Regions from separate parts of the Mus musculus genome. Here all the other regions are linked to region 2. The links are chromatin loops, found by intact Hi-C in ENCODE. Cell type or tissue: heart. All regions are shown on one strand. Each heading gives the region's core, and the rest is flanking DNA. Links, peaks and the distances in the headings are about the cores only.

Region 1 (8,512 bases), core at 1,433-6,432, 260 kb before region 2:
TCCTTTCTAGTCCCTAAATAAGGCATTTTGTTGACGTTTCTAGCCAGAGATGTTTAGATGTTGGCTGGCTTTATCCATATATGATGTGTCTGAAACTCAATAGTAATTTTGAAAACACTGTAACATTCTTTTTAAGTAATTCAAGCTAAAAAGCGAATTTCTCTAAAAGAGGTTCAGTCTTAAAGGATATATATATATAGTTGAAAGAGTGCAATGGTATTCGGAAAGCTATTTCACACAATTTCGTGGCTTCTCCGGAACTAAACTGATAGGGACAATGCCACTTAATTTGTCTTAGATTTTAATATGTTTATTGTCGTGATCACATCACTATGGAAAATTTTAAAATATATTAAGTTGTCTTTCAACATTCTTGTCTCTGAGAAGTGGAGATGAAGCTGTAGGCTACACAGTCACCTTTACAAACAAATGAAGAGAGAGTGGAGCAGACATGGCCTTTATAGACTAAGTCACCGGAAGCTCCTGGTTTGCTCCCTTCAGGTCATTCACTGAGGAAAACTAGCTCCTGAGTGCGTTGAAGAGTTAAGAGTCCCATGGCCTCCTGCCAACAGGCATGAGCACCTCAGAAACAGATCCTACTGGCTTGCTCAGTCCATCCTATGTCTGCAGCCATTCTGCATCCTGGCTGGAGGAATCTGAGCTTCCCAGATAAGACACTCCAGATTCCTGGGACGAAGAAAAAGTGAGCTGCCAAGGGTTTGTTGGTTTCAACCATTATTAACTTTGGGCATAAATTTATCAGTTATCTACCTTTTACTTCTCAGACACATTTTAGTTGACAGGTTTATTTGTTTTAATGTATAACAACTAAAATATAGATTGAGCACTTCTAAATCAAAATGTCCATCATGTGAAACTTCTTGGGTTAGCAAGATACCATGAGTAGAAAACAGGACACGTGACCTTATCTACAGATCGCTGTGAAAACACAGGTGGTCATGTTAGTGTTTGTGTCAAAACACCTAGGCATGTCATTTTCCTGCTTAGATGATACAAATACCTTTGCACCCTATTGGTCCAAATAAATAAATTAATAAATAAATAAATAAATAAATAAATAACCAACCTGCTTCCAGTCTCAAGTATTTGGAATAAGGATACTCAAATTGTATTGTGACATGTGAGTGAAAGGATATTTAACTCCTCTTAGGATGACATAGTGCAGATGGTATGTGTAGAACCAGGGTTAGGGTTAGGGTTAGAGTTTTGATAAAGCAAAGGAAGAAAAGCTGGGAAAGACTGATTTGACTGCACTAAACTAGAGGTGCATCCTATCTTAAAGTTTTACTGCTGTGAACAAACACCATGACCAACACAAGTCTTATAAAGGACAACATTTAATTGGGGCTGGCTTACAGGTTCAGAGGTTCAGTCCATCATGATCAAGGTGAAAGCATGGCAGCATCCAGGCAGGCATGGTACAGTAGGAGCTGAGAGTTCTACATCTTCATCTGAAGGTTGCCAGTGGAAGTCTGACTTCCAGGCAGCTAGGACGAGGGTCTTAAATCCCACACCCACAGTGACACACCTACTCCAACAAGGCTACACCTCCAAATAGTGCCACTCACTGGGCAAAACATTTTCAAACCATGATACATCCTGTATTAGTCAGGGTTCTCTAGAGTCACAGAACTTATGGATAGTCTCTAGTTAGTAAAGGAATTTATTGATGACTTACAGCCGGCAGCCCAATTCCCAACAATGGTTCAGTCGCAGCTGTGAATGGAAGTCCAAGGATCTAGCAGTTACTCAGTCTCACGCAGCAAGCAGGCGAAGGAGCAAGAGCAAGAGCTAGACTCCCTTCTTCCAATGTCCTTATATTGTCTCCAGCAGAAGGTGTAGCCCAGATTAAAGGTGTGTTCCGCCACACCTTTAATCCCAGATGAAAGGTGTAGCCCAGATTAAAGGTGTGTTCCTTAAACTCGGAGATTCAATCTTCTGGAATCCATAGCCACTATGGCTCAAGATCTTCAAACCAAGATCCAGATAAGGATCTCCAAGACTCCAGATAAGGGTCACTGGTGAGCCTTCCAATTCCGGATTGTAGTTCATTCCAAATATTGTCAAGTTGACAACCAGGAATAGCCACTACACATCCCCAACCATAATTGCTAGATTCATTTTCCTGGTGGCCACTGAAACCTTCTTATTGTTAAGATAAACAGTCTACAATCAGCTCAAAAGAAAAGGTGATTGCTAGGTAGTTTCTAACTGTACTGGAGACATTTAAGTTTAACTCGTTCCTGCTCAGATGTAGTAATTGAGTCAAGACTTAGCTCTGCAATGACATGGCAGGTCTGTTTGATTTGCTAGTGTAGCATCAAGGGGACGCTGTGTTAATAATGCAGTCCAAATGTCTATCTGACTACACACAGAGAAAGACAGACAGAAAGGATGTGCAACTGTGTTTGGTTTTAGATTTCTTATTCGTCCATTGTTGTATTAGGATGATTTTCTCAAGTCATCTCCAACACTAATGTCTTGTGGGTGGTGGTATTTTGGGGAGGCAGGGGCTAGTTCTCTGTTTTGGTGATGATGGTGGTAGTGGTGATTTGGGAGATTGGACCTAGGAGTGTGTTTATGCTCGGCACCTGCTTAGACAATAAACTCTACAGTCAGTCTGCAGCATTTCTACTGGAAATATTGTAGTCCTTTTTTCTTAAAAGGAACGCCCCCTTTTTAGATTTCTGTATTTATTTTATGTTTGTGAGTACACTGTACCTGTCTTCAGACACCCCAGAAGAGAACACCAGATCCCATTACAGATGGTTGTGAGCTACCATGTCGTTGTCGGGGATTGAACTCAGGACCTCTGGAAAAACAGACAGTGCTCTTAACCCCTGAGCTATCTCTCCAGCCCCCAATATTGTAGTTCTTTTAAAATCGAAGTAGTGTAATTTATTGACGTAATTGCCTTCTTGTACTTAGGTTGCTTCCAACGTTGAAGTCACCATTACTGCTGCACTGAATCTCTCTCAATCAAAGCTTTGCCTGCCTCTCTCCCTCCCCACGACTCTCTCTCCTGCTACCTCCTCAGCACAGACCACAGAGCTCCCTTCTAAAAACACTAGAATGACTTAAAAACTCAGTGGCGTTTTATTAAGATTAGCATTATGTTAAGGTTTCCCACCAACACTGTATAACTTGTTTAATTGAGCCATTAGGTTTTTTTTCCGTGAGATTCTGAAGCAATTGAGAGCATTTCTGTCATCTCCACAACTACCCAGCACCATTTGTTTCCTTCCTTGCAAACCCTTCAGCTGATGATAATGCCTTTCGTAAGGATGCTAAGGCCTCTAGCCTGTAGCCCTGGCACCAAATTCCTGTGAGTCGAGGCAAACAGAATGGACGAGGCCTCTAGTGATAGCTCATTGAGATGCCAGAAGACGGCAAAGCCCCCTTTCCACCAGGAAAATTGTGGTGAGTCATATGAAAGACAGGAAGCAAAAGAATGTACCACCAATAAACTTGAGTTAGGTGAGCAGGCAGTAGTTTCAGGATCATGGTCGCTGCACACACCATCACCCATGCTTCAACATCGCTATGAAACCCAGTGCAGAGTTCTCTTGAACAGGTTTAAGTCTTGCAGATGCTGAGTCTGAGACAGTGCATGCCTTCTTAGATGTGAACAGTATTGAACCTGAGCCTTGCCTTTGTGGTCCAGATTATAGCATTTTCACTCCATGTCTTTTAGAATTGTGGGATGGAATATTGGGAGAATGAAATGATCCTGTGCCCAGCATGGTGCCTGGCAAGCTGCTCAGTGTGTGGTAGGGTATTTTTTTTTTTTTTTAAATCAGTATTTTCTATAGTGTGGACAAGGCTGAAAGGAAGCTGTTGTGTCCCATCTCCACCAGCAGAGGGCAGAATAAGAATGACTGTGACTCTTTCAAATCTGACTGGAGAATACAATGCCATCTGAATGCAACCCTTCAACATCACTTCGTAACCCTTAAATCTTGAGAGAGGCCCTGGGAGACTTAGAAATAGGAAAAGAAATGTGAATAATATGTAAAAATCATTACAACATAATCTGAAAATATAGAACTGCTGCAACACACACACAAACATACACACATAGACACTCAATTACATGTTTTATTTTTAATTACACTTACGTACTTAGCGTGCATGCATGTGGTGTGCACATGTGTGTGCACATATGTGCATTCATTAGTGTGCACTTGTATGTGAGTGAGCATGTATAAGTGTGTGTGTGAGTGTGTGTGTGTGTGTGTGTGTGTGTACATACAGGGATCAAAACTCATCTTATACCAGTTCTTCCAGTATGAGGGTTGAAGAGTAAATTCAAGTTGTCAGGTTTGACTGCAAGAGTCCTTACCTGCTGAGGTACACATACACATGGGTACGCATACACATGGGTACACTGGTGCCCATAAATTTTGTCAAGCTAGAAAGTCTGGGAAGCAAAAGGAAATACAAAGTGACCTCGAGGATTGTCTTCATTGAAAAAGACTCAGCCGTACCCTCACAGTTAACTTAACAGGCAGTTCAGGGGTGGAACAAAGGAAAATATGGAAGAATCGTATCACCAACACCAGTTTCTCTTTGAAGCAAGCAACAAGATCTTTTCCAGAAACAAGATGTTAAAACAGAGTTCTGTTTTGTTTTTCTTAATGATAGAGGTGGAGAGAGAGAGAAAAATAAAATGCTTTAGATACAGTGACCTCTGAGTCACCTAAGGCTACCCGAGGAACAGAAAAAGGAAGAAGGAGAGCGAATGTTTGCACTTCCTGTCAGCCTCTCCAAGTGGCGACCGTTTGATATTACACTCTCCCGCAGAGAGGTGGCATGGGCCAAACAGACTTACCCTCTACCAGCATAGGACAGATGGTAAATATCTCTCAGAAATATCAGGCCTGTGATTGGTAGAAAGCAATAGCAGCCCGGTGGCCACGTGTTACCAAACAACCTCGTTTTTAATAGTGTTTGTCGGGTGGGTTGGCTCAGATGACTTCTTCAAATAAAATCAAATTCTGGTAGAAGGATAACATGCTGGGTTAGTAGCAAGGCTTTGCTGGTCGGTACGTACAGTCAAGAGAAAGTATCCGCTAAACTCAGGATAAAAAACGGTAGCCAACGTCCGTCCGCGGAGACAGAGCTTCTGGCTCCTCCCAGCATCCCTGTCAGCTGTGCAGACACATGGCACCCCCCAAAGCATGCAGACCACACTGCTGTCTGCTAGGGAGCAGAAGCACAGAGTATCTTATTCTCCAAGTGCATCTGCCTCTCTAGGACTCTTTTAAATCAACCCCAGTGTGGGGGAGGGGGTGGGGGGGGACCATTCCATCTATCAAAATTACATGTAGGGGCGGAGGGCAGAAAAACCATGACAACCTTACATTCTCACACCCACCCCAGAGACACTGAATAGAATCAGCCAAACTGTGCACACTGAACGTTTATAGTCAACGAATCCCATAAACACCACATTGAAATCTGCTGAGCTACAGGGGTGTTGGGAAACATGGGATAATAATTGGAATGCATAATTTAATAATGATATCACATTTTTTTCCAAAAGATTTACTATGTGTGAAGTGATCTCAGATATATTTTCCACTGAACTATATGCCATGGCCATCCTGGGACAACTGTAATGTAAATACAAATATACGTTGTGTATTTTACAAGCACCACATTGCCATATCCTGTGAGTTAAACTCTCTTGGGATCCTACGTGTTAAAGGATGGGGGAGTGTGTAGTTGAACCAAATTAAACTTATCCAAATCTAGCTTATGAATGAATAAGACTCAAACTATGGTTATCTTATTAAGCTTTGACAATTACAGGGGGAGGGGGTAACCCCTAATCTACTTTTCTAGCTGCTGGCCTGGCTACCTTCCCAATGGTGTACCCCAAATACTTCCAGCTTCTCAAGGTCCATCTCCTCTCATGGTAGTCCCCTCCCTCTGACTCCTTTTTCTCCCAACCAGGTAACTTCAAACCCACCTACCTCTAGCACCTCCAGTAATTGGCTGTAACCATTTTAATCTAATCAACAGTTTTAAATTAAGGAACAAAGTTTGCACAACAAAAGCTGATTAATGTGAGAATTCATTCCCAGGCAACTAGACTTTTGGGTACAGAATTCAGCATTACCATACACAGCAACATACCAAACCTCAACAATTCCCCTTTTGTGGGTGTTTGAGTGCTGTGAAGAGACACCAAGACCACAGCAACTCTTATAAAAGGAAGCAGTTAATTAGGAATCGATGATAGTTTCCGAAGCTTAGGCCATTATCATCATGACAGGAAGCCTGGCATCAGGCAGGCAGACATGGTACTGGAGAGGTAGCTGAAAGTCCTACATCAAGATCTGCAAGCTTCTGGGCCTGGCTTGGACTCCTGAAGCTGCAAAGCCCACCCTAGTGACACATTTCCTCCAACAAAACCACACCTACCCCAACAAGGCCACACTTCCTAATCTCTCTCAAGTAATACCACTCTGTGATGACCAAGCATTCAAATATATGAGCCTATGGGGGGCCATTCTTACTCAACTAACCACAGTTGTCTCTAAAAATCCCTATCATTTTCCACTTTGTACTATACCTGCCCCTGCCCCCGACCCCGCCCCCGACCCCGCCCCCGACCCCGCCCCTGCCTCTGCCCTTGCCCCTGCTGCACCAAGTTAAATTTATTCTACTGGACGGTGAACCGTTTTACTTTCCCCTGGAGGCTGTGTAATGGCACAATCAAATCAGCAGGAGCAGCAGAGGTTTGAGTTCTATCCTCTGCAAAGATGGTTGCGTCTTTGTATCTGACTTAGTCTCACATACAAAGAGCCAGTCTCCAGCTGCAGAGTTTCCTGTCAATAGCGAGTTGTTTACAAGTTTGTAAGATCGTGTGATGGCTGACTTTGCCCAAGAGTTAATCATAGGTTCAGCTCTGCTCTGGGGCCTTCTAATGTGAAGAAAACAGAACTTGAGCAGTTATCTATTACTTTTTTTCTTATTGTCAAATCTGGGCTGTGATTGCCAGTTCTGGGTTAAGCATAAAGGAAACTGATGTAGCAACGCGCACTAGTACAACCTGTACTAGTAGCTGGATGTTAATGTAGTACATATGGCCTTCAATGGAGTTTTCTATACCTTTCGGTTTTTCTAGTCATGTCTCTAACTTGTTCTGCAACCTCAGGAATGTTATATTGCCTCCTGGTTCTTACCTATTCATTAGAAATAAGGAGTTTGCTATTAAAAAGAATGAATTTATGAAATTCCTAGCCAAATGGATGGACCTGGAGGGCATCATCCTGAGTGAGGTAACACATTCACAAAGGAACTCACACAATATGTACTCACTGATAAGTGGATATTAGCCCAAAACCTAGGATACCCAAGATATAAGATACAATTTGCTAAACACATGAAACTCAAGAAGAATGAAGACTGAAGTGTGGACACTATGCCCTTCCTTAGAATTGGGAACAAAACACCCTTGGAAGGAGTTACAGAGACAAAGTTTGGAGCTGAGATGAAAGGATGGACCATGTAGAGACTGCCATATCCAGGGATCCACCCCAGAATCAGCTTCCAAACGCTGACACCATTGCATACACTAGCAAGATTTTATCGAAAGGACCCAGATGTAGCTGTCTCTTGTGAGACTATGCCGGGGCCTAGCAAACACAGAAGTGGATGCTCACAGTCAGCTATTGGATGGATCACAGGGCCCCCAATGGAGGAGCTAGAGAAAGTACCCAAGGAGCTAAAGGGATCTGCAACCCTATAGGTGGAACAACATTATGAACTAACCAGTACCCCGGAGCTCTTGACTCTAGCTGCATATGTATCAAAAGATGGCCTAGTCGACCATCACTGGAAAGAGAGGCCCATTGGACACGCAAACTGTATATGCCCCAGTACAGGGGAACGCCAGGGCCAAAAAATGGGAATGGGTGGGTAGGGAAGTGGGGGGGGAGGGTATGGGGGACTTTTGGGATAGCATTGGAAATGTAATTGAGGAAAATATGTAATAAAAAATATTTAAAAAAAAAGAAATAAGGAGTTTGAATCATTTGGCTGAGGCAAACGTTCTGTGAGTTCAAGAACAAGCATATTAGAAAAACTCATTTTTCACTCTACTGTCAACACTCAAAGAGTGTTCCAGTGCTGGGAAGAGACACCATGACCAAGGCAACTCTTATAAAAGAAAACATGTAATTGGAGGTTGCCCACAGTTTCAGGAGTTTCGCTCATTGTCTCATTGTCGTCATGGTGGGGAGCATGGAGTCGCGCAGGCAGACATGGTGCTGGAGAAGTAGCTGAGAGTTCCACATCAGGGTCCTCAAGAAACAGGAAGAGAAAGCCTGGCTTGTACTCATGAAATTTCAAAGTGACATACTTTCTCCAACAGCCATACCTACCCCAGATCCAATCATTTAGAGCGTGTTTGACTGTGTATATCAAAATATAACTCAAAGCAGTTTAAAATAAATGTATTTAGAAAGTACAACAAAGGTCT
Region 2 (5,000 bases), core at 1-5,000:
GGTCATGCTTCCATATCTCAGTCTTGTTGATTTCTGGTTTCAGGTAATGTTCCCCTAACGCCCCTACAGAGAACACCATATTCTTTCCTGTTTTGTTGTCGTCATTTCTTTTTCTTTTTTCTTTTTAGACCAAGTCTCACTAGGCTGGTACTCTCCCAGTGTAGACAAAGTTGTCTTTGTGGAGATCCACCTGCCTCTTTCTGAGTGCAGCAATGAAAGCCAGGCCCAGCCACCATATGCATTAGAAGTGCTAATAGCAAGCCCAGGGGCTCACATATGTTGATTGCTGCCCCTCCCCCAAACCAGAGCCCTCACCCCACGCCCAGAGTTCCCCAGGCAGAACTGTCTGCATCTCAGTCTCACTCATTGTGCTTTCCCTCCTGCCTTGTGAGTTCTTTGAAACGAGCAGTTACGCTTTACTGTGTTCCCCACGATTCACAAGGGCTAGAAAGTGAAAACGACCATTGACCAGATGAACAATCCCAACATAGAACGAATACATTCTGGAGACGAAGCGTTGTGCTCACCACTAACTTAAGCTCAGAACTGAACAGGGCTGTACTTGACCTTTGGCTTTGCCAGCTAAAGGAACCTTCAGCAGCATTCTATTCTTTCAACTAACAAAGTAGCCAAACCAGACTCAGACGAATCACAGTTGAATTGATTATGGCATGTCCTTTGTCTCTGCTGTTGTAATTCCACGTACAAGTACAGGTTCTACCAATTCCTGGTGAAAAAGTCAGGTAGTGTGTGTGTGTGTGTGTGTGTTTATAACTCAATTGTCTAAACAAAAGCCTGAGACAGCAATGCAAGCTATGAAGCAAGCAAGGAAGAAAATGGCTTCTTACTAGTCTATTAAATACTTCAGCTAATAAAAGAGCCATGCATACATGTCGTCAGACAAATCTCATTTTCACTAGGAGTCTTTTTATTAGGGAGGCAGGGTGCATAAATTAACTGTTTTAGCTTTAAAAAAAAGTCAGAATACCTAGGCATTCATTATATATATATATATATATATATATATATATAATTGTATATTATATATATATCAAATGTATAAGCAAAGGCCACCAAACAGCCTGTCTATAATCGTGAGCATGTGTAATCTTTATTAAATTTTCATTAAAGTTATTAAGCATGAAGCATCAGCAACATTTCAGGCACACCCAGAAAGAGCCCACTGAGCACTCCTCTGGAGTGACAGGTCCCTTGGCACTAGATTTTCTCTTACTACAGGACAATTTAAAAGGTGATACCAGAAAGCCAGTGATGAGGGGGCGGGGTTTCTCTGAAGATGGCTCGCTCTGCTGTGATCCTTATGCACTTTGCAGTTCATTGTCTCCTCAGCACCCAAGACGCTCTTACACAGGGATCTCATTTCTTGAAGGAAGCCCCACCATATATTATTTTAAATACATGTGAATATATAATATAGTATATTTTAATAAATAATATATCCTACTCTTTTTATCACGTATATGCATGGGACACAGAGACTAAAAAAGATCTAAATAATTACTAGTATCATTACTATCACACAAAAAAACAAAAAAACCCTACAACTTGGCTCCTTTTCTTTAATAAGGTGAAAGTGCTTAAGCAAATGGCCCACATCCTAAGAGAAACCATTGTTCTCTTAAATACCTTGGGTTGGTTGTGCTAACAACTTGTCAAGTAGACCTTCAGTTTTGCTTTATCCTTCAGAACAATGACAGCTGAAGACCGAGTTTCTTCCCGCTGTGTTTTGACTAACTAGCATTTGGATACTTCACTTTTAATCCTCGGGCTTCCTGACTGACAGAATTCTATTCAGAGTAAACATTCTTTTCTTGATGGGATCAAGAGCATCCAGGTTAAAATAGTTCTAAGTGGAATGGCCAGTGTTTTTTCTGGACCAGAACTCTGTGTACATGGCTTTCTGCCTGTCACTTTTCCTGTCCCCTCTACAGGGACAGAGGGAGTGTGTTGTTTTGATATAAGACCTTAGAGACAAAAGCAAAAGCCATTGTTTTAGGCTGGCTATCCCCCTACCTCTAGAATCACTACTAGATGTTATTCAAATAGCTCTAAATATGAAGGCATTTCCAGTGAGATATTGGCCCAAGACATTTTTGTGATTTTTAAGTCCATAATAGTCTAAAGCTACCTGCTACTCAGAAATTAACATTCTTTCATATTCCCTGTGGTGTCTTGTAAGCATACATTTCTTTAAACTTACTATTCTATCTAGTGTTTGCTTGTTTATGGTTGGGGGTCAGGGTTTAAGGCTTGGGCTCAGAGCAAGGATGAGGAGTTATTCCCAGTTCAGCCACAAAGTAGTGTTTTCTCTCAGCAGCCTTGGTTTTTCTCACATTTCCAATAAAGACATCCAAATAGATTTCCTTTGAGGTTTGTTGCTGCATGAAAATTCTCAATTGAATATGATTACATAAAGAAGATGATAATAGTAAACTTAAGAAGCGTAGTGCAGGTGATATTGAGGATGACAAGGTTCTGAGAGGTGGCTGCACTGCAGTTAACTTTCTTAACCTTGGTTTAAAATGAAAGGAACGTTCAAAAGTACTTTCTGTCCCGTCATCATGACTTGGTCCCCACACTCTCAGAGCTTGGGCATTTTTGCCTCTCTGCTGCCCTCTACTGGCCCCACATCCTCTTTGCTTCTGCTACGAGTAACTGGCTCCGGACCTAGGTTATACGTGATACAGGAAGCATTGAAAATGTGTGGGTGTTACCGCCTGGAACAAAAGCATCCCGAGACGTTCGGAGTGAGAAATGACAGAAGGCCACCGCAATCCTCTGTAACCTCCACTCTCCCGTGCCAAAACAGGGGTTAGGAACAAATGGGAAGCGAGGGGACAGAACTGCCCAACGGAATACTTGGGGAGCCACTTATGACCTGATGACCGGCCTTTACCCTTTCTGTAACTTATCTGCTTGCATTCTTGCAACGGTTCTGAGTGGCAGGTACTCATATCTCTGTTCTCTAGTTAGAAATTAAAGCTGGAGAGAATTGGGGTTCACCCTTGCAGGTTTTATCTGAAAGTGTCCCCACTGGCTTTGCAACAAAACAAAACAAACAAATAGACAAAAACTCCTTTCCACCCCTCCCAGGACGTGATCGTAAGGATAGATGAGCCCCAAGCGATGTGTCATCTTTTCTGGGTATCTCAAATCTCAGACAGTCAAGTATCAAGTCTCAACACCAGGATCATCACTGTTCTTGTTGGTAGCTTTTAGGTTTTTCAAGCGTACTTGTTTTTCTAGATTACTGAGAAAAGAGGCCTTTTCCCTGCCCATGTTCCCACCTCGGTTTGCAAAGCTTGGGAAGTAAATGAGACTTTCGTCAGTGGTGTGTGTGTGTGTGTGTGTGTGTGTGTGTGTGTGTGTGTGTGTGTGTTGTCTACAGTGGTCTGTAACAACGCAGCTGCTCTAAGCAGTTAATGACAGCTAATTAGTTTGCCATTCTAGATAAGCCCCAGGTCACAAACTAGTAAGAGGTACAAATGAGGCCTTCTTCACCATAATTGCCTAATTCCAGCAGATAATGATTTCCTCTCAGTGTTATGTAAAAATTGCAGAGACAACCCAGGGACTGCTTCAGTTCTGTGACCTTGAGTGAATAGACTCTCCCTTGAGTTTGGTTTGGGCACCGGCAAAGTGCTGTGGGGGAGGGGAGGTACACTGACCACGGAGAAACCAAGATTGCTTGTTGGTCACGAATCATTCCACCAGTATCCTACATTGTTTTTTTTTTGGGGGGGGGGGAGATGGTCGCCCTACCTACAAGGTAGATACAAGTACCCTCAAGGCAAAAGCATCAGAGAAGAAAAGAACATTGCCTTCTACTCGCCCCCCCCCCACTATGATTTGCCTATTGTGCACGAAGGGGGTGGGGGAAGCTCCTCTCCAGAGGGCTGCACTGTGTGTCTGAGCAAGGGTCTCGGGTTCCATGGAGTTGCGCTCACTAAGAACTCCATGCATGTGCTCACAAAATATGCCCTCAGCACCCCCAGGAAGTAGCACAGAAAAGAGGGACCCATTCCACCCGTCCATCTTTGTTTCGCCCTTTATACTGAATCTGAGTTTCTAAACAAACCAAAACAACAAGAACAGAAAACAAAGAAACAAATAAAGCGAAATGAAACAAAACAAACAAAACAAAACAAAACAAAACAAAACAACAACAAACAATTTGTTCCTTGGAGAATTCATTTTAGTAGGGAGGAATTTCTACTATTATTCTTTTGATGACAATCAAGACCCAAAGTGGTGGACTGTACACATAATAAGCCAGGACCTTGTGACATCATCATAAGCAGATGAGACAGAGAGAACCAATAGCTTAATAGTTATTAAAATGTGACCCCCCCACACACACTTGATGGAATTCTCAAGGAAGAAAACATCCGTTTTTTTCAGAATCATCTGCAATGTGGTGACCACAGATAGAGCCAGCCAGCACATTGGTCAATACATGCTCATTTTTCCATAAAGTATATTCACTGAAAATCATGTAAGGGCCTCCTCTTCCTCTTCCTCCTCCTCGTCCTCCTCCTCCTCGTCCTCCTCCTCCCCCTCTTCCTTCTCATCCTTCCTCCTCCTCCTCCTTCCTCCTCCTTCCTCCTCTTCCTCCTCTTCCTCCTCCTCCTCCCCCCCTTTCCTCAGATTATGGACAGGGGTTTAAAGAAGATACTTGAACCAAAAAATTGGTCTAACTTGGAGAATGTGCTAATTTTCTTCTGGTAGTAATTTTAGAAATCATAGGTTTTCTTTCCAGGCAATTATTTTAATGAATCAATTGAGGTTTCAAGAAACAATTAAATGAGCTCAATTTGGTCGCAAGTTCAGCAAAATGAGATCATCCTCTGGCTTGGGTTCAGTTGAGGTCAACTCTCCTATCGAACACGGACTAATAGGATAGGGATCGTTTTCTTTTTATGTTCTTTACTTCCGCTGTATTTTCGCCCCAATATCTGTGGGAACTTTTCCTGTGTGTG
Region 3 (5,000 bases), core at 1-5,000, 130 kb before region 2:
TATGCTAGCAAAAGGCAGAGGGTGAATCCAGCCAGACAACCCCAGGGGCCACTGGGGTTCCCAGACGAGGCAGGGGGATCCCAGAGTGGAAAACTGTCTTGCAGAAGTGTATCGTATTCTCCTCTAGGGGAGAAATCTCATTGGTAGCAGAGAAAGAAAATCCTAGTTTAAACCCAACATGCTCAATTGCAACAGAACTGCAACATTCTCTTATTGCTGTTAGATGACAAGACCCAGCATCCGTTTGAGGTGAGCAAAATGTGAGGACCTCGGGTGCAAGTCTTCTCGCTTTGTCACCTGCCAATTGTAATACAGATGAGAGAAATACAGCTGTCACCACTTAATGTCAAGCATTCCAGGGGGCACTTTTTGAAATTGCTTTGAACCAAAACTTAACATATAACGCCACACATCAAATCGCATGGGAATCACAAAGTTGGAACAGCACTAACATAGACTACACTTTTGAAGGGAACAGAAATAATACAGTCTTATGTTCCTACAAGGAATACAATGCTGGGTTCTCCTAAGCTCAGTTTTTCCTATGGATACATATAACATATGGAGTGCTCAAGGTACTCTCTGCATCATGCTGGACTTTGTGTGCATTGTAGCATATGCTCTCTCTCTCCTTCCTTTCCTCTCTTCTTCCCTCTTCCTCCCCTTTCTCAATATTATCCCTTCTCTCCCTATACCCCTTCCCCAGTGCCTCCATATTACAGGCTAGGCTTGACTTATCTATGAAGTGGTGAGTGACCTTGAACTACTGCTCCTTCGGTCCTCTTCCCAAGTGCTAGGATTACAGGCATGTACCCTGCAGCCCTGTTTATGCTGTGCAAGGGGTTGAACCCAGGGGCTTCATGAATACTCGGCAGGCACTCACTCTACCGAGTGTCCTAGTTCCCTAGCCCAGCATCCCAATCGGATTGCCCTTCTCACTGCTGTGTTTACAAATGAAGACACTGAGCTTTGGGAAGGCAAGGCTTGCTGCCCAAATTATTAGGGAGCAAACAGGCAGAGCTGGAATCTGAAACCAAGTTCCCCTGACGACAAACATCTATGTTCTTTCCACTCTGCAGAGCTGCTGTAAGCACTAATAGTGCGTGCGCCGGGCCAGGCCAGCAAGTAAACGCCACTCATCTGCCTTACATAGAAAGTTCAGCAAAAATATTTCCAAAAGCCAAGAATACTGAACAATAACAAAAGAAAAAAACATTTGGTATTTTCCACGGGACAAGATCATAAACCCACTATTACATTAGCTGCTGTGTCCAATTTAACTAATATCCTAGTGAATATCACGGATGTGTCTGCCCTTTAAGAAAGTCTCTAGGTCCATCACCCAACTGTTGGAGTGAAGAAACTGTTTTCCTATTCCTGACATCCCTTCAAAGCATCGTCTCCTGGCCTTGGTTGTGGGGAAGGAGGGAAGCTTGAATCATGCTAAGGACACTCACTCTTTTATCCAACTAAGCCTTAACATTTTGATTGTTTTTAAAAAAGGGCGGGATAGTTCATACTCTACCATAGAAGCTACCATTTTCCTATAAATCAAATTGATTGACTGATGATAGCTGAAAGCATTCTCTTAGTAATTGATTTATTTAATGAAACATAGAAGCAAGGGGTGAGGGGTCAGTTTATGCGAGCCAACACAGAAAGCTGACACAGGAACGGAACCAATGACACTGTTGGCTTTTTTCCCTGTAGTCTCTCATGTCTTGCTACATTATAAACAAAGACCTTACATGTCAATGAAGTGAAAATCCTTATAGCAATGTTTCCAGACCAGAGAGATGCACATACTCACACACTCACACACACACACAGATGTGTGCAAAACTTAAAGCATTTTAAGCAAGTGTTTTGTTTTGTTTTTCTATTACTACTTATAAGCAAAGAGAGAATTTTTTTCTAGCTGTGGTACTATATTTTATGTTTTTATCTTTTATGTGAGGCTCTAGAGACAAAAAAAAAAGAACAAAAAAAGCAAACAAACAAAAAAAAAAGCTTTCCCAAATCTACCTTTATTAAGAAGTTGGAAACATAAGACACCAAACTCAAAATATCAAGAAGCCAAGTTCCCAGCTTCTATGGCTATACAAGAGCTTTTCTCTTAAAATTTATATATTTATTGAGGCATATATATGTATATATATGAACTCTTAAGAATCCTCTTTTTTATGTTTTAACAGCTAAAACTATTTTAATTGTCACTACTTAAAATGTCTCTTGCAACTAACTTAGCTTCCTTCATAATGGGATTTCGGTCCTTCTGAGTTCCCTTATACTTTTGTGGGGCAGGGCTGGAATATCTTAAGTTTCAGCTACAGCTGTGAACAACCCATCTTCCTTCCTGCAAACCTCCTGGCCGGAAGAAAACCGTTATCTGAAGTCAACAGCAAGTGCTAGCCTGTGCTATGCGCTGGCACCCATACGGCAGCAGGGGGAGCCAGTGGGAAAATAGTTGAGAAGAACCAGGCTCCAGAAGAGAAGCTTAATTTGTTCTCAAAGCAGAGGAAGAGAGCAGCAATGGACCAAAAAGACAAACTAAGACTAACAGAGAACGCGTCACTACGTGTGCAAAGCCGATGTGGGTGCCTTTGAAGGGAGCCACGGAAAAACCTTAAGTCTTTGCAAAGGATGCTCGAATCCCAATTTCAAGACCAAGTTACAGTTCGCTGGAAAGCCCAGTGCTTTTCAAGAGTGCTGAGCTACCAAACTGCCCCCAAAATGTGAGAGCAGACACAAGCTAGTATTTTTAGATTGATATGTTTTAGGGCTATTTCAAAAGGATTTCATTTTTCTCCTGCAAGCATCACTGATCTTACATGGAAGACGCAGTAAAATGAGCATTATTAGATCATGAGAGGGTTGTTGCAAGGTTGGAACAGAAATTTCTTTGAACCCCGGGGACCAGACTTCTGCCGGCTCTCATGCAGACACCTCCCAACCCTTATCTGACCCCTTTGGGGTGTGTGTGTGACCAGAAACACCATGAAAGTATCTTAAAGTATTTTACTTTGAAAGTATTTTAGCTTTGCAAAATCTGTATAGAAGGACAGCAATGTGCCCCCCAGACTCATACATATGTATGTCTTGAAGGCTAGCAAGGCCTATATTTCCAGCTACAGTATAGCAGAAAAACACCTCATTCTATCTGGAATTTAAATGTGAACTTAAGAAATGCCTGGACATCTCCTTAGAACCTCAAACTATTCTAGCTATTTGTGGATGATAAAGACATATTACAAAAATCTATGACACATAGAATTTCTACCAAAAATTACTCTTGTGCAGTAAACTAATAAAATCGAATATTTCAGACAAAAAAAGGAACTCAAGAAAACTTGACCCCAAACTCTTATATTGCCCTTTCAAAATGGTTATTGTTATGCCTCAGATTATACTAAAGGAAAGTGTAGCTTAAAAAGTTTACATTATGATTTTTTTTAATAACTCAGTGAAGAAGAGAATAAAACACAGAGTGAACTTCTAGGTCTGTCCGCCTCTAAAGCGCTGAGGCCTCACTGAAATTGCCCTCAATTGCTGGTTCCGGGGTAGGGGATGGGGGTGGGGAGGGAAATCTGTACAACTCTTAGGCAGATTAATGTGCATTTGAGAGTAAATGCTGTAGATGTAATCACTCAAATTAAATGCCATCTGGAATCTCTTACGCCTCCAATACAAGCATCTAGCATGTGTTACAGCCACCCCTTGCCTTGGCCAAGATTTCAACCATATTCTTGTCCTGAGCAAGCAGTCTGTGTACACTGTGACAGCAACACAGAAAATATGTTGTCTGCTAGACATCACCTTAAAGCTACTAATCATTGCCAATTTCTTTTTATTGAGATCTTTTAACTATATGAATTCTCTGTTAGCAGGCTTAAAGATCTGGCTTCCCCGCTTTCTGCCTGCCAAATCACCTCCATAATAGATCCTGTCTGTTATCAGTTTAAAAAAAATCTAGACGTCTTATTCGTGCATTATTGTGTTTTTAATATTAGGAAAAAAATGTTTAAAACTTCCACAGAGGAGAATACTATCCTGATATTTCAAGGCAAAAGAAAAATGAGTCGATTGCATTAACTGAATATAGGGCAATAAATTTATCAACCAAGAAGTAACTTGCCAGACTCATTCACTCAGATATAATAGCCCAAGGAAGCTGTTCACATTGCCAGCCAAAATGAAGGCAGGCTGTCTCTCCCAGCCCTTGGTTGACCAGTTGTTCCAACACATTTTATCACTGGGTGGAAGTGGCTTGTTTATTAAGTAGAAGGCTGACGTTACAACCACTCTCAGGAACTTTTCTTTTTTCTCTAAGCTAACTTTCTCATCTCTGAAAGGGGCTCAAGGGTTTAGGAATGAGTGGATTCATAAGGCAATGAATGGCTTTGACGCTAAAACTTCAAGCAATAGTTAACTGGGCAAACGTACTTAGTATTTATAATATATAATGTACAATATTATATATGTAAGTAATAATATTTAATGTGTCATGTTAATGATCCTTTGACCACCAGGCATCAGCACAGCTGAATGCATTTTGAAGAATTGCAAAATTTGAAGAATTGTGAAGAACTCTTCCTTTATCTCACTTCAGCCAAATTAACCCACCTCCCATAGGATCCTGTAGTAGCTATTACAAAGTCTGAAAACTTTTTTCAATGAAGATTTTTTTTCTTTTTCTTTTTTTAAAAAAGACACAGCCCTGTCTAATTTGGTGCCTATAAAAGACAGGCATTATTTTGAGCAATCCCTGTGACATAAAGTTTTCAGTCTAAAACACAGACATAAGTCACTTCACAGTTTAAGTCACGATGCTGTTCGATCTCACATCAATTATTAAACTCAAATGCAGGTTTCACCATCGAGAATATGGATTTTAGGGAAAGTGCATGCAAAGTGTGGTCAAATTATGTTGAAAGTATTGTCAAATGAGGCTGAAATAACAGGCAAATGCATGTATCTGGCCAAGGGGCTTTCAGAGTTTG
Region 4 (8,512 bases), core at 1,782-6,781, 240 kb before region 2:
GAGACCACTGGCTCTTCCAGAAGTATTTTTGTGTTTTAAAACTTAGCTAAAATTTTGAGTTCTGGGCTTTTTTCCCCGCATCTCTTTGACTTGGACTCTTCTATACCTTGCATGTATGTATGTCTATGTATGCATGTATGTATTTCTATGTATGCACGTATGCTTATTTTTGTGTGTATCTTGCTGTGGAAAGACACATCACTCCACAAGCCAAACCATGTTTTTCTAGCCAACACACAGCCAGACCTTGGCTCCTGCCATCGGGGCAGCCACACTACTCTCCTGAGTTGCAGCTCAGACCTGGGCTCTCATAGCTGAGTCTGCTTTGTTTTTCTCTGTGTGTCCTTCTTGCAGCTTCCAGCTTCTCTCCCTGGCTCTCCTGGGCTCGTCACTCTGGTCCCTCTTTACCTCATGGGGAAAAAAATTAGAAACTCGTTAATACCTGAACAGTAATTTCTCCCGTCAATAGCATTCCTGACTAGGGTGCCTCCTCACAGATGGAAAGCCCACCTCCCCACATCCTTCTGTCTGCTTTCTAAGTCTTTGAGACCCTATGCGGATGACATCATCTTTGCCTTTGAAAATCCATGTAGATGACATCATCTTTCCCGGGGAAGCGAGTCCTGGTGGTCTCACTTTAATGCTTAAGTGTATTGGAACCTACAACTGCTTCTTGATTTGGGAGGGTCCTGAGGCTATTTAGCCTCTTTTCAAAATTATACAATTAAAAAAAAGAAAGGAAGGGAGGATAAAAGAAAGGAAGGAAGGAAAGAAAAAAGTAAGGAAAGAAGAAAGGAAGGAAAGAAGGAAAGGAAGGAAAGGAAGGAAAGGAAGGAAAGAAAGGAAAGGAAGGAAGGAAGGAAGGAAGGAAGGAAGGAAGGAAGGAAGAAATGGTGCCACTTAGGTCAATATGCCTGTTACCCTTCCGTCAACTCCCTGAATCCTCGACTTATTTCTCTGTCCTCCTGATATCTACCCTGAGATGACCAGGGGCTGGCCTACAGGGAATATAGTCTCTTTCTAAAGGATGTTTGCCAAACTCTGAACCAAAAAGAAGCAGGACAAAGGGGTTCCACCATCCTTACCACTTGCCTCAGAGTCATAGAATACTGTCATTTGTTCCAGGATGTCTGGGGTACGACTTCATCACGTCTTTAACTGTGAAAGGAAATAAAACTTGAGACATGTGATTCATGTAATTTATGTCAAATAGCCCAAGAGTTCTTTGTGAGCTTTGAAACCTGGGGCTGAGAACATAGCAGAACAGGCCAGGACATGCCCGGGCAGGCCCGACGTTACATGTCCTGACTGGCCTGGTGCCTCCCTATCTCCCACCCTTCTGACAGTCTGTTGATGTTTAAATGGACCAATCATGTGAAACCGCGCCAATTCCTCCCCCAGCCCCACCCCTTTTCTATAAAAACCCCTAGCTTCCAAGCCTCGGGGTCGAATCCACTGTCTCCTGCGGGAGATACATTTCGACCCTGAGCTCCGCCATTAAACTACCTCGTGTTCTTACATCAAGTTGGCCGTCTGTTCGTGATTCTTGGGTGCACGTCGAATCGGGAATTGAGTGGGGGTTTCCCCACTAGGTTCTTTCAACTGCACTTTTATAGAATTGGGTAAACTTGAGAATTAATTTTACTATGGCAATAGTTTTTTTTTTTTTCCCCAGCCAGGCCCTCCCACCAATTCATTTTCCTATATTGTTTTCACTACAAACTCTGGCCTCGATATTCAAGTACCTGCCGTTGCTTCGGGGTGGGGTGCTGTCAGGTGAATGATTCTCCCCGTGGCTGAAGGACTAGGGATAATTATGGGGAAATTCTGATTCCTCTCCTGAACTCAAGAGCATACAACCTGGGCATTCTCGGAAATGAGGTTAGCCCTGGTTCACACCATTGTCCTAAGACATTGTCTGGTGGGCTCTTCAAATCCTAGGAACGGAAGCAATGACAGAGAACAGGAGTCGAACACTTTGCTTTCCCAAGCAAAAGAGTGATCTGTGCACGCCTTGGGGCAGGCCAGCGGGTGGGAGCTCGCGCTCTGGCAGAAGCCAGGAGAGCTTCCGACTAGTTCCTCCAATCCCTACATTCTGTGTGTCCCTGACACTGCTGTGCTCATCCTTTCTACCTGAGAAATGGTGACAGCACCGTCGTCGTCCGAGCGATGTGGCACCCTTACAGTGCTTGTAGCAGTGAGTCAAGTGGCTGCCACTCAGTAAAGGCCGTGTGAGAACTGAGTACTGCCATGCCCCAGACCGAAATGAGGCCAGAGAAGTTACAAGCCTCACCAAAGACTGCAAATCCCAGGAGGGGCCACAAGGCGCCCTGAAGGCAAACACCCCTCTGTCCTACACAGCTCTGGCTCCAATATCCAGGGAGCCTGCTGAGGCTAAACCATACAAACAATAAGTTCTCAGCTTTGTCCTGCTTCCCACCCACTCTTGGCAGGTAAAGGTCACTTGACCTGTCTTCAGGTGGCAAACCCGAGGATATCTACAAATCCTCAGGGCCCCAGCCCCAGCACCCCACCCCACCCCCAACCCCAAGGGCCTTTCATTGTTACTGTGGTTTGAAATGTGGGCGGGAACATCTGCTCAGGACCTTCTCCTCTGGCTTTCAGCGCCCCACCCCTCGCTGTCAGCACTGCGGGTTCGCTCTCCTGCACACTCCCACAGTGCTGTCACAGAACCCCGAAGATATTAGCATCTTTACTCCTTTGCTCTGAAGGTGACTCCGTGGCGCCCTCCTTCCAGCCCCCTCCTCTGTCCACTCCTACTTGTTATTCTAACGAGGCACCCTTCTCTAGGAGGCCTCCAGCTGCCTGGCCTTGGTGGGTGGGGTTGACTCCTCTAACCTCCCTCCTCTTTCTCAGAGTCACTTCTTTTGTTTCCTCTCCCCGGCTCTTTGAGATTAATCTCGTCCCCACTGTGCTTCTCCGCAAGGGGGTAGACTCTGGTGACGTCTTCAACTCCCAGTGCCCCCGTGCATCCCGATCAAAGTTCAGACACCTCATCCCAGGGAGAAAAATGCCCACTTGATAGTTTCACTCACCCGTCAGATTAAGGACACAGACAGCTACTGGGACGCAAAATTGTCATTGTTCAGGTCTCAGATCCCAGGGAGCTGCCACCTCTGACGTTAGTGAGTGACCTTGAGCTGACCAAGAGAAATGCTGCTCTCTTCTAACCTTCTTGGCAGCCAGAGTCCCCCCAGGGGAGCTGTTGTCTCAAGGATGAGCAAGATCAAGACAGGAAAATCACATCACTGTCTGCGGAGAGGAAGAGTCTCGGGCTGTTTTATGTGGTTAGGAAGCAAGTTTTGGTTGTTGTTGTTTGTTGTTGTTGTTAAAGATTATTGCTTAACCGGGAGGAGGAGGAGGTTAGCCATAAGGAACCTTTATTTTCTGATACGACCCCACCCTAACTCCAGACAAAAGGAATGCAGATGAGCGAGAGGAACCGCCCCTCTGGCTACCTGCGCCCTGACTTTTCTATTCGCAATGGTGAATGCGCTCCCTGCTTTCTATCCCGAGCCACGCGATTTCTTTTGCCACATGACACTGTGCCCTAGAGTATGGTTTATTACTTCTCCCTCTGTGCCCACAGGGCTCACGGTTCCCTCTGGTTCTTTCCAAGCCTTTTGCTTCCTCTGGACCAGTGGAGTTCCCTCCTTCATCCACTCCCACAAGCAGGTTCCTTTTTCTACCCTTCACCGCTTTGCACACACAGCTGCCAGGGAACACCGCGATCAGCACTGAAGGTGAACGGAGTCGCCAGCAGATGGCACTCTACAGAATGCTCTGAACGTGGCAGAACCGAATGGTTTAAAAAAAAGTCACAGAAAAGCACCAAGGGTTCACTCAAACCAGCGATCTCCATATTATTTTTACTTCTTATACACAGCAATAGAGCATTTGGTCATATACAGACACATTTATTCACTTGCAACATCTCTATCTTAAATGTTAATATTACATAAACATGTCTAGATAAATCTCTTAACCCGTTTCCTAATAGTTTCTCCCTCACTAGAATCAATATTATAAACCTTCCAGAGAAATCACTGATTTAGAGTATCTCAGATTTCCTTTTACCAGAAGGAGTGCCCTTTTCTTAATTACAAGAAGGTTTTTAATTGATTGGTTGTGTGTGTGTGTGTGTGTGTTGTTTTTTGAGACACAAACTCACAAGCATGTATTGGATCAAATACTTAGCTGTAGGCAAAATAACCAACTCACACTGCTTTAAACAAGAAAGGAGTATGTGAAGCAGCTTGTAGAAGAGTTTATAAGCCCAGTAAGACAAGGGTGGATGTAGGTGCCAAGAAAACCAAAAGGCTGCTAAGGTTTAAATTATTGGTTCGATTGCAAGCTGTTCTGTATCAGTAATCCCCTGGGGACCAGGAACAAAGCCTGTCATCAATATAAAAGGTAAACAGGCTTCAGCCACCCAGAGAGCAAAGAAAGCCCAGCTCCCTGGAAGTAATCTCTGATTCATACAGGTCACTTCCTCCACAGTAGTGTGTGCCTGCATCCTGAACCAGGCTCCAAGGCACCTACCTCTCTAATTCCCTGCCTCTGCAGTGGAGAAGAAACAAGAGGCTGGAAGGGACACTGTGGAAACCAGTGTACAGTATCTGCAACATTAAAAAGTGTCTCTGTGAGGAAAAAGTTTGACGGGCAGGTGCTGTGAGCTCCACACGACATCCTAGGCTCTGAGTTTTATCACGAACTGGGAGCAGGAAGGGTGAAATAACAAACTGTATGAGGGCACAGTGCTGTGTTGCAAAGGAAATCGCCATGGCTTTGGAGAGCCATTCACCATTGCATTCACCATTGAGAACACAACAGGTAGGGCTTGGGTGATTCTATTACTAGTTGGGGAAAATGTCTCCAATTTTATGGGGACAGATTGGTAGAGCATTCTTCTCTTAACCACTGAGCCATTTTGCCAGCCTGGTACCTCCAGATGTTCTGTGGCTGGTCCCAAAACAAACAACAGCAGCTACATCATTAGAATCATTAGCGTCAACATCAGCAGAGAAAGCCGATGAGGTTAGAGCTGGGGTTCCCTTGGTGACTGGTTGGTTATACGTGTGTGTCGGGCCACAGAACATCAAAGTAGCAGTGACTGAAACACACTAAATGTCTGTTTCTTTTCCGCAAAATTCAAAATGAGATGCTTACTGTGTTCTTCACAGTTGTCAGGAGTAAGACTTCAATGCATGTCCCCAAACGTACAACTGTACCATCTGTTCCAAGAAAAAGGCAAGTGAGATATGCTTTTCCTTTAAAAAAATGTGTGTGTATGAGTAGTTTGCTTACGTTACATCTCTGAACCACTTGCACGCTTGGGGCCCTCAGAGGCCAGAAGTCGTCTCCAGATCTCCCAGAACTAGAGTTGCAGACGGTGGCGAACTACCATGTGGGTACTAGGAACAGAACCCAGGTCCTCTGGTAGAGCATTCTGCTCTTAACCATCGAGCCATCTCTCTAGTCTCTTTGAAGCATAACCCTGAAATTGCACACTTCACTTCTCAGACCTGTTTGGAAAGTCGCTCCTTGGCCACATCAAGCTGAAAGAAAAGCTATGACACATTGTTCTTGCTAACCATGTCTTCAGAACTACTGTTATTATGGGGAAGGGGAAGAAGGGTGTCGTAGATAACTGATGTCCTGTGCCACATGTAGTGTGGTATAATCAGATTGCAAGAGCAGGTCTTAGGGAGCTATTGCAATGGTGGGACAGCCTCTTTGGGATCTTGAGACGACTGAAGACTAATGCCTCCCTAGAAAAATCTCACAGTTTGTGGTGCACATAGCCCTTCATGGAGAATTAAATAAAGGCAGAGGAAAGATGCCAGAACGACCTTGTACCATCACTCACTACCCACCCTGCTCCAGTCCCACCTTTTCTCAATTCACAGCCTGCAGTGAGACTCTAGGGGCACTCTTTAGTCCCCTACATCTTGTCACGTCGAGCTGGCTGAAATCCCAGGCTTCCCTCAACGTATCTGTATGATCTCTGTGATGTATCTTCCTTCTCTCCCTGTAATTCCATTTCCTCATAAAAATAAAACGTAAATAGAGGATCTGCCTCATAAGACAGCTCTAAGGATTAAATGAGCTAATGCATATGTTTGCTGGAAAATAATACAAAATAATAACTTTAGATTGTTCAATTTGTGTTTTGTCTATAAGTACTGCTCTAACGCGAAACCGCATGATAATAGAACTGTTTAAGATCCATGTGAGTAATTTTCAGTTGCATCAAGGCAGTAGAAGTATTTGCTATAAAGGATTTGGCTATCATCATCATCCAGAACATGATCAAACTTATGCTCTGACACCCACACCACTCGTCACATCCAACATCTTCAGACCTAAGGCACTTGAATAAAAGCCTTACAACCGATACCCCAAAGCTGCCACCACAATCCCCAATAGTTTGTTGTAACTGCCATCATGAACCAAGGTCATCTCGGTGATAGGAGTAATGATTAGAAGGCCACTCAAAGGAAATCCCTGAAGGTCTGGGAAGCTTTCCAAATACACACATACACTGCCCTAGAGATTGAAATCCCAGGCTTAACTAATGACATTGCTGAACCAGTTCGTACCGTTCACAAGAGCGGATTGCCTATCCCTCTTGTTGGTTCTATGCTCAGTGACATCCCATTGGTAGCTTGGAGTCAGATATGGTGGGAACGTCCACACCATTGATATCTTCATTCCCTGTAAAGCAAGAATCCCTCACACCCTCTTAAAGATGATCACCAAGTATTTAACAGCAGACCACTGCCGTGCACCATGGAGACAGGTTCACTGAAGGAAGCGATTCTATTACCAAGAATCACATGCAGTTTTTGGATCTGCTTTCTGGTACAGTGGCTTGGGACAGGGTCCAGAATACAATGTTAGGCAGCGTGTGGAGCAAGACATGTGGGTACTGCAGTAGACGGTTTCCAGGACAGCCAAACAAGTTGTTTTTCAAGGTATAGGGAGACATCCATTTGTTTGAAGGGGCATGGTGAGAAGCTCTGTTGTGTGGGGACAGCAGGCTCATCAGACACAGCTTTTGTCTCTATGATGTTTCTGATGTAGGCAGTCGACAAGACATGATTACAGAACTAAGTGACGCATGCTACCCAGCAACAATGAAAGAAGCATAAGCGACTTGTGCAGAAAAAATAATTGCTCAAGAACCAGAGGACAACAGAGTGGGTGTCTACTATGAAGCAGGCATAGTTCTGGATTCTGAGGACTAAAACAAGCCAAATAGACCTCATCACATCACTGTGCCTCCCCAAGTGTGGTCAGGCAACTGTTCCCATTAAAACCGCTGTTTTTATGGGAGCAATAACGGTCAGTGTAAGTGTATGCTATCTCCCAGCCAGTGAGATAAGGTACTTTATATTGATTGTAATATCATTGTTAGACCAACCCTGTGTTTTATCTATTACCATTTTATAGCCGGGAGAAATGGAGACAAATGAGACTAATTGTCTTGCTTTACCTTATACCATGAGAACATGGCAGAGTGGTGATTCAAACCTGAAGGTCTGACTCGAGTGTTCATGTCCTTTCTATTAAACAAGCAAAATACAGAACAAAACTCATTCTTAGGGTCTAAAGTAACTGAAGGGCAAGCTCTAGGACTGGAGCCGCAAGTCTTTCCATTTTTATCCTGGTCCCTAAGTGAGTCTGGTTTCTTCACGTGTTGTGATACAGTTCCCTAGAGGTGATTTCTGATAATTCTATAAAGGATTATAATAAAATAACTTTAGAGTAAGTTATCACAGAATCGGGGGATGAAGGATGTGAAGTGGTCATGGAAGGTTCTTTAAGGGAGTTTCTCACACCTGCAGCAGAGATAGACCCCTTCCACATGGAGATGGATTACTGCGGCAGTGCCATGGGAAGGAGAGCTGTCTGGCACCTGGGGAGGTGGAAGACGTTCACCGTTCACAGTGGCTAAAGGCTGGGAAGGCAGATCTCCTGACTAGGGGAACAGACAAGAGTGATGAGTGGAGGTGAGTCAGGGGCACATGTACAAGGCTGTGATGTGTGTGCCCTGCCTGAAGCTGACACATCTACCAAGGAAAGAACTGCCCTTGCACAAAGATGTGGCCCTGGTCAGATCTGGAAGGAATGTACTTGTAATTTACATATAGCAATAGGGAGATGTGGAGATCCTAGAATGTTTTATAAAGGGGTTGGGCATGGTCGGAGTTAGATGACTGAGGGAGGGATAACGCTGTGAAATCCAGATGGGACTGTAGATTCTGCTTCCCATGAGAATGGGATACAGGATAAGGATATAGGCTGAGGCTGCCACAGTGGTTTTCCCTAACCTACGTGGCTTTAGGTTTAACCTATGTGGAACACTGAGTTTTTTTTCTCTCTCTCTCCTCTCTCTCTCTCTCTCCTCTCTCTCTCTCTCTCTCTCTCTCTCTCTCTCTCTCTCTCTCTCTCTCATGTGTGTCTGCCTCTCTGTCTTTGTCTCTCT

The links. A loop is a pair of places that touch in the nucleus more often than their neighbours do. Peaks named below come from ENCODE experiments on the same cell type or tissue, not always from the same donor. Only the 100,000 strongest peaks of a DNase experiment are listed, where the experiment ranks them.
Region 1: it touches region 2 in a loop (5-fold over the local background); 4 of 42 quality-filtered maps call a loop at or near these places.
Region 3: a loop joins it to region 2, with 8 times the contacts of the local background. A loop is called at or near these places in 34 of 42 quality-filtered maps.
Region 4: a loop joins it to region 2, with 10 times the contacts of the local background. A loop is called at or near these places in 34 of 42 quality-filtered maps.

What each region holds. Positions count from the first base shown.
Region 1 is chr13:110,035,652-110,044,163 of GRCm38, reverse strand. No RefSeq gene overlaps it. Among named protein-coding and RNA genes, the nearest start is that of Gm32881, 33 kb to the right of the region's middle. In heart, for the core only: a CTCF peak has its summit at 3,870 (motif pointing right); no DNase peak of the experiment used is centred there.
Region 2 is chr13:109,773,928-109,778,927 of GRCm38, reverse strand. The region is part of intron 7 of Pde4d (phosphodiesterase 4D, cAMP specific); the gene reads right to left. Among named protein-coding and RNA genes, the nearest start is that of Mir1904, 130 kb to the left of the region's middle. In heart, for the core only: a CTCF peak has its summit at 2,631 (motif pointing left); a DNase peak (open chromatin) is centred at 2,657; H3K4me3 peaks cover 838 bases; H3K27ac peaks cover 1,813 bases.
Region 3 is chr13:109,905,239-109,910,238 of GRCm38, reverse strand. The region is part of intron 8 of Pde4d (phosphodiesterase 4D, cAMP specific); the gene reads right to left. Among named protein-coding and RNA genes, the nearest start is that of Mir1904, 3.9 kb to the right of the region's middle. In heart, for the core only: a CTCF peak has its summit at 2,433 (motif pointing right); a DNase peak (open chromatin) is centred at 2,438.
Region 4 is chr13:110,013,789-110,022,300 of GRCm38, reverse strand. It overlaps Gm32881 (a long non-coding RNA gene), which reads right to left. Exons shown (of 5, transcript XR_382897.2): 2 at 5,191-5,255; 3 at 3,057-3,273; 4 at 1,086-1,158; 5 at 1-408. Among named protein-coding and RNA genes, the nearest start is that of Gm32881, 12 kb to the right of the region's middle. In heart, for the core only: a CTCF peak has its summit at 3,783 (motif pointing right); no DNase peak of the experiment used is centred there; H3K4me3 peaks cover 1,443 bases; H3K27ac peaks cover 1,661 bases.